Regions from separate parts of the Homo sapiens genome. Here region 2 is linked to region 1. A link is an interaction called in ENCODE POLR2A ChIA-PET data of the cell type or tissue named here. Cell type or tissue: B cell. All regions are shown on one strand.

The links. Peaks named below come from ENCODE experiments on the same cell type or tissue, not always from the same donor. Only the 100,000 strongest peaks of a DNase experiment are listed, where the experiment ranks them.
Region 2: POLR2A ChIA-PET joins it to region 1 with 5 read pairs; 4 of 35 experiments call an interaction of 5 or more read pairs at or near these places.

What each region holds. Positions count from the first base shown.
Region 1 is chr12:92,476,984-92,480,983 of GRCh38, reverse strand. All of the region lies in intron 1 of LINC02397 (long intergenic non-protein coding RNA 2397), which reads right to left. Among named protein-coding and RNA genes, the nearest start is that of LINC02397, 12 kb to the right of the region's middle. In B cell, no CTCF peak of the experiment used is centred here; no DNase peak of the experiment used is centred here; H3K4me3 peaks cover 216 bases; H3K27ac peaks cover 3,430 bases.
Region 2 is chr12:92,576,786-92,580,785 of GRCh38, reverse strand. The region is part of intron 1 of LOC105369905 (a long non-coding RNA gene); the gene reads right to left. Among named protein-coding and RNA genes, the nearest start is that of LINC02397, 110 kb to the right of the region's middle. In B cell, no CTCF peak of the experiment used is centred here; no DNase peak of the experiment used is centred here.

The sequences.
Region 1 (4,000 bases):
CGTTTAACAGGGGCACCACTTCTAATTTGAAGGGCAGAACAAATATTCATTTGGAAATAGTCGTGGCAACTGGGGATGGGGTGGAGAAAGAGGGTAGGCAGAAGAGTTCCAAAATAGCATGTGCAAAAGATCCTTGAGGCTGGAAAAAGAAAGATGTGTCCTGAAACCACAGGTAAGCTATCATGGCAGGAGTAAAAATGAGTCAGGACAGCGGGCATGGCTGCACGGGTTAAACTCTTAAGAGTAGCTGAATTCTCTCAAGTATAAAGATATGTCAATGTCAATAACATTTTTCTTCTTTTTTCTTTTTCTTTTTTTCTTTTTCTTTTTTTTTTTTTTAGATGGAGTCTCACTCTGTTGCCCAGGCTGGAGTGCAGTGACGTGATCTCAGCTCACTGCAACCTCTGCCTCCCAGGTTCAAGTAATTCTCCTGCCTCAATCACCTGAGTAGCTGGGACCACAGGTGCACACCACCATGCCCAGCTACCTTTTTTTTTGTATTTTTAATAGAGATGAGGTTTCACCATGTTGGCCAGGCTGGTCTCGAACTCCTGAGCTTAAGAGATCCACCTGTCTTGGCCTCCTAAAGTGCTGGGATACAGGCATGAGCCACTGCGCCCGGCCAGGAACTTCTTTAAATGATGAAACAATTGTACAGTTTGCCTGTGTTGCTGGAGGTATTTATTTCTTCAATAAACGCTTATTGAATGTTATTTATGTGTGGATTCTCTGGTACACACTGAGAATAAAAAGATGAGTAAGGCAGAATCTATGCACATCAAGTGGTTTGTACTGCAGTGGAGGAAGATAGAAGATGTAATAAAAACAGAGATGAGAAAACAATTCTATGTTCATATTGTTTAAAGAAGAAGTGTACTTCTTAGGTAGCTATTATAAGATTTATGGCCCAAATCAAGTCTAAAAAATAATAAGGGAGCACTAACTGGCTGTGGAACTCCAACCTGGTGATGCATCAGAATGTTCTGGGCAACTTTGTAAATTGCAAATTCCTGAGTTCCTCCTTAGATCCAGTGGATTTTAATTTGTGGAGGTGAGACCCAAGAATCTATAATTCTTCTTTTTTTTTTTTGACAGGTTTCACTCTTCTTGCCCAGGCTGGAGTGCAGTGGAGGATCATGGGCTCATGGCTCATTGCAGCCTAACCTTCTCAAGTAGCTGGGACTACAGGTGCATGCCACAACACCCAGCTAATTTTTTGTATTTTTAGTAGGGATGGGGTTTCACCATGTTGCCCAGGCTGGTCTCGAACTCCTGGGCTCAAGCGATCTGCCTGCCTTGGTCTCCCAAAGTACTGGGATTACAGGTGTTAGCCACCATGCCTGGCAGATTTAGAATTCTAAAAAGCACTCCCAGTGATTCTGCATATATTCTGCAAATGGCATTTGGGAACCATTGAGGAAGAGCATGGTATCTGTGAAGCCACAGTAACATCCCTCTAAACGTGTTCTTCAGGCTGTTAATAGATGACATGGGAAAAAAAGGATTCAGTGGTATAATCAGTTGAATTACATCTCCCTCCTCAAATTCAGATGTAAGTTCTAAACCTCAGTACCTCAGAATGTGACCTTATGTGGAGATAGGGTCTTTACAGAGGTAATCAAGTTAAAATGAAGTCGTTAGATGGACTCTAATCCACTATGACTGGTGTCTTTGCAAACAGATGGAATTTGGAGATAGACACCTATATGGGGAGAATGCCCTGTGAACATGAAATCAGCCATCTACAAGCCAAGGAGGGAAGCTTGGGACAGAGCTGCCAACACTTTGACTTTGAACTTCTAGCCTCTGGAACTGTGAGACAATACATTTCTGTTGTCTAAACTACCCAGTTGTTACTTTGTTAAGGCAGCACTCAAAAATGAATACAAGTGACTAAGTTACAGAGAGTTATGAATAAAATGATTTCTCTGCTGCAGGGGCTCCAGAAGCTTGGATGTGCTCTATCACCCTCTGAGAGCTGATGGCATGTGAATCTCATCCCAAATCTGAGTGCAGAGTGCTTTTTGTTTGGCATAGAGCATTTCATGAGACTGTTGTTCTGTGGTTCTGACTCAGAGAAACATCGAGTTTATTTCCCCTAAGGAAGCAGCCATGCCGTGGGTCTCACAGCTGCAGAAAGTTCAGCTTCATGGGACTGAGCTACTTTCAGGAAATAAGGATGCAGGTGAAAATTTTTGATTACATTTAGTTCAAATCCATTACACCTCCTGGGGGCAGAGCAGAACAGCTCCAAGGAAATAACCTACTGGAAATGATCAGGAGTCATTTTTCTTGATCCATGAATCCTTTGATTCCTGTTATTTCACATCTGTGACTCAGAAGCAGCCATTTGAAGAGAAAAAAACCAAGAAGTACTAGGTTGTCTCCCTTAGTGGAGTGGTTCAGGAAATTTAGGAAAAAAATATGCAAGCGTGATTTTATCAAATTGAACACACCACTACAGATTTGCCTTTGGAGCACTCCATTTATTCCTACTCAGACCTTGACAAACTGATCCATCTGTCTTGAAATGGAACATTGGGAGATAAATGGACCATCATCATTGTCAGTGGTTAAAAAAGTAAGACTAAAGATTTAACTTGTATATTTCAGTTTCAAACATGCACACATAGAGTGAAGGAAATGTGAACCGGATGAACACAAGCTTCCTAAACATTTGCAAAATCGCGATACTTCAACTTCTTATTTATCTGATGTGTATTATATTATTTAAAGCTAAACTTTAAAAAATTTTAGACTTGCTATTTGATCTACGGGTGTGACAAGTATTTGTGTCTAAATCTGGTGAAAACTTGGGATCATGCAGACAAAACATTCATCAATCCTTGTTTCATATTTTTAGGTCACTATCAATAAACTCTACCCACCTCTCATGCTCATTTCAGTTCTCATCTCTCTCCCGCGGTCCTTACCACCATCCCTGCAGACCCAGTGATCTCTCACCCTGATAACTCATTCAACATGTACTGCCAGTTTCCACAGCCCCCATAACCAGTGCCCAAAACCAGTGGCCACTTCCAACCAAAATGCACTTTCATTGGCTCGGCTTCCAGAGTTCCTGATTTATTAGGGCTGGGTAAGTTGAAGTCTGTGTTTTTAACAGGTGAGTCTAATGGTCAATTCCACCTGAGAATCAAAACGACTCATTTGGTATTTACCCTATAATGTCTTATATTGCAAGTGAGTCTGTCTCATCCTAGGCCATCCTTTCCTTAACTGAATTGATGTTTTTAATTGAAAAGCCATGTTTTTGAATGCTGGAAAGTTATTTTAATGCTATTTTTCAATTTTTGTAAGTATACTTTTGATTCTTTGTTAAAGTTGTCATCTGTTTCTTCTGGAAGTTCTATTTTACTAGTAGAATGTTCATCTTGGGGCATGGGTTGTTGTTATTCCTCAATCTGGCTGCTGGGTTCCCTTTGGGTGTTTATGATTTTAACTGCCTGCCCCTGGCTCTAGTTACCTGGATTAGCTCTGAGGACACTTGAGTCACTGGAATGGAGGGAGATAGGACAGTTTCAGGTCCGGTTAGCAAATCATCTGTACAAGTACAAGGAGAAGACACTTCTCTACAAACCTGCAATATGTTTGACCAGCCTCAAGGGCAGAGAGGATCTGAGCCTATCTGTTCCCCTCCCTCCACGCCCCTCCGAAGCCAAAGAGACTAGCAAGTACCCCCAAGATAATCTCATCAATCTGGCGCATTGCTCTTTAGAGATTTCACTGATCTGTCTCTCAGGGCCACACTCTCTGGGCCCTGGGAGATAGCATGGTGCTCTCATTCCTGCCCCAGGTTCATGACTACTGCTGCACAGGAATCATCTCATTGTCAGCTCTCTCCAACTAAACCTCCACAGATGGGAGGCCTCGCATGTGACCTCTAGGCTCCCCCTATCACCCTGTCCTAAAAGGTACTCTGCTTAAGATAGATAGCTGGAAGTTGATTAGAATTAGAATGGAAGACTCATGGGGAGCTGCA
Region 2 (4,000 bases), 100 kb before region 1:
TGTGATGCTGCCACTTGGATAGGCAGTTTTTGGCATACTGTAACTTTGCCTTGTGTCCTTTAGCTATTCTTGGAGATTTTCCAGAAGAATAAACAATCCCTTAAAGTCCCATTCCCTCCATGACTCCTGGCTGGAAACATCACCTAGACCTATATGACCTGCTTTTGCATTTTGGGTTTATACATGGACCAGTTAAAATGAACATCCCTGGGACCTGCCACCAGGGCTAGAAGGCTTTCCCCTTCCACCTGACAAGGTTAAGACAACTGATCGTATAGTCCAAACACTGCCTGCTTGGCTTATAGAGGATGGATTACAATTTTACTTATGGATTTATTCCTATAATCGTTAAATTAAGCGATTGATAAAGAATAATGGAAATTACACAATTAATAGAAATTAAATAGAAATTAAATGATTTCTCTTATTAAATTGTAAGATTCTTTAGGGAAATGTTAGTACCTTTTTTCCCTTACAACTGTACCCTCAGTGTCTATAAACACAGCGCTACCTTGTAGCAGACCTCAATAAATATTTGCTGAATGGTTTCATTTATATATGTGTGTGTGTGTGTTTGTATGTATGTGTGTGTATGCAGGGAAAGTCATTGTAGGAAGAGGGACAAATAAACAGAATGAACAAGTGAACAGAATCATAGGAGTTGGCCAGGTGCAGTGGCTCATGCCTGTAATCCCAGCACTTTGGGAGGCCGAGGCGGACGGATCACGAGGTCAGGAGATCGAGACCATCCTGGCTAACACGGTGAAACCCCGTCTCTACTAAAAATACAAAAAATTAGCCAGATGTGGTGGCACGCGCCTGTAGTCCCAGCTACTCAGGAGGCTGAGGCGGGAGAATCACTTGAACCCGGAAGGTGAATGTTGTAGTGAGCTAAGATCACGCCACTGTACTCCAGCCTGGGCAACAGAGCGAGACTCCATCTCAAAAAAAAAAAAAAAAAAAAATCATAGGTGTGATTTATTTAATCTGAAATTCATCTTAGTAATGTATAAAAGAATGCTCCCTTTTAGATAATGTGCATTTCAGCTATAATTTCACATATGCCCTGCTCTTAACCAAAAAGAAAATCTCAGTGGAGATTTCAAAGGATATAGATACAGGGCAGAGAATGTATGGCAGGCTGGGGGAGCCATCTGGGAATAGGCGAGTCCTATGGGTCCCCGTAAATCCTACTTTTCCTGAGCATGGCTGAGACAAAGGCCCATTGGTGGTTTGGGAATGAAAACATTCAAGACACATTGGGGAAGCTTCGTGTCTAAGTGACTTGGGACCCTGGACTGGCAGTCAGGTCCTCTACTCTAAGCCAATCTGAACTTAGATAATAGTTCCTTATATATTTTGGATATTAACCCTTTATCATATATATAGTTTGCAAATATTTTCTCCATATGTGTACTTTTATTGTAATGTTTCCTTTTTCCTAATGACAATAAAGCTATTGTTAAATTGAAGATAAGTTATAGAATCAAAGTGTCTTAGAATTGAGGAAACACAGGTACTATTTTTTAAATTTCTTCACAAAAATGTTTTGTATAGAATCGAGTCTTAATCTGGGATCAAAAAAAGAAATGTTTAAAGTTGTTACAGAGAAGTATTATAAATGTTTTAAGGCATATATAAAAGGAGACTGTCTTGGGGAAGCTTTCCAGAAACTGGTAGGTTATGAGACTGGGAAGCTTTGTGTGTCTCCTATTTAGTCTCTTGTACAATAATTTTTTTTTTTTGAGATGGAGTCTTGCTCTGTTGCCCTGGCTGGAGTGCAGTGGTGTGATCTCTGGCTCACTGTAAGCTCCATCTCCAGGGTTCACACCATTCTCCTGCCTCAGCCTCCTGAGTAGCTGGGACTACAGGTACCCGCCACCACGCCTGGCTGATTTTTTTTTGTATTTTTAGTAGAGACGGGGTTTCACTGTGTTAGCCAGGATGGTCTCGATCTCCTGACCTCATGATCTGCCTGCCTTGGCCTCCCAAAGTGCAGGGATTACAGGCGTGAGCCACCGCGCCTGGCCGTCTCTTGTACAATAATTTTTTAAGAAACATGAGATGCCTTTCAGGCCATAGGCATGGGCAAGGACCTCATGACTAAAACACCAAAAGCAATGGCAACAAAAGCCAAAATTGACAAATAGGATCTAATTAAACTAAAGAACTTCTGCATAGCAAAAGAAACTACCATCAGAGTGAACAGGCAACCTACAGAATGGGAGAAAATTTTTACAATCTACCCATCTGACAAAGGGCTAATATCCAGAATCTACAAAGAACTTAAACAAATTTACAAGAAAAAATCAAACAACCCCATCAAAAAGTGGGCAAAGGATATGAACAGACACTTCTCAAAAGAAGACATTTATGCAGCCAACAGACACATGGAAAAATGCTCACCATCACTGGCCATCAGAGAAATGCAAATCAAAACCACAATGATATACCAGCTCACACCAGTTAGAATGGCAATCATTAAGAAGTCAGGAAAAAATAGGTGCTGGAGAGGATGTGGAGAAATAGGAATGCTTTTACACTGTTGGTGGGACTGTAAACTAGTTTAACCATTGTGGAAGACAGTGTGGCGATTCCTCAAGGATCTAGAACTAGAAATACCATTTGACCCAGCCATCCCATTACTGGGTATATATCCAAAGGATTATAAATCATGCTGCTATAAAGATACATGCACACGTGTGTTTATTGCGGCACTATTCACAAAAGCAAAGACTTGGAACCAACCCAAATGTCCATCAATGATAGACTGGATTAAGAAAATGTGGCACATATACACCATGGAATACTATGCAGCCATAAAAAATGATGAGTTAATGTCCTTTGTAGGGACATGGATGAAGCTGGAAACCATCATTCTCAGCAAACTATCGCAAGGACAAAAAACCAAACACCGCATATTCTCACTCATAGGTGGGAATTGAACAATGAGAACACATGGACACAGGAAGGGGAACATCACACACTGGGGACTGTTGTGGGGTGGGGGGAGGGGGGAGGGATAGCATTAGGAGATATACCTAATGCTAAATGACGAGTTAATAGGTGTAGCACACCAATATGGCACATGTATACATATGTAACAAACCTGCATGTTGTGCACATGTATCCTAAAACTTAAAGTATAATAATAATAAAAAAAAGAAAGAAAAAAAAAAGAATCGAGGGAAAAACTTAAATCCAAATTTAAGTGTATTTTTCTGCTATATAATTTACTTGGTAGAAAACCATTTTACTGTTTAAAATTGTATATATTTCCCAGAAGATAGCTAGTTTAGGGATTATTTACTTTCTTACTGCAAATTCTTTTTCATCTATCTCTACTTAGCTCAAGGTAAATGTGTTACCCCCAAAATTACAAATTCATTCCTACTGGAAAAAAAAAAAAGAAAATGTGGCACATATACACTGTGGAATACTATGCAGCCATAAAAAATGATGAGTTCATGTCCTGTACAGGGACATGGATGAAGCTGGAAACCATCATTCTGAGCAAACTATCGCAAGGACAGAAAACCAAACACTGCATGTTCTCACTCATAGGTGGGAATTGAACAATGAGAACACTTGGACACAGGGTGGGGAACATCACACATTGGGGCCTGTTGTGGTGTGGGGGGAGAGGGAGGGATAGCATTAGGAGATATACCTAATGTAAATGAAGAGTTAACGGGTGCAGCACACCAACATGGCACATGTATACATAGGTAACGAACTTGCACTTTGTGCACATGTACCCTAGAACTTAAAGTATAAAAAAAAAAAAAAAGAAACATGAAATGCCTTAAGCTGTACGATGGCTGGAAACAAAAGAAAAAAGAAAAAAAAACATGATAAACTTATTTAACTAGCCCAGGAACCCATAGGCTGAAATTCTTTTTATAAAGTACCCGTCTTCAAGGAGTTCAAAGTGCTTGGCAGATAGTTTCTAAGAAACTTACAAAATCTGGTGCAATATTAGGCCAAGGGTGCAGGAGAG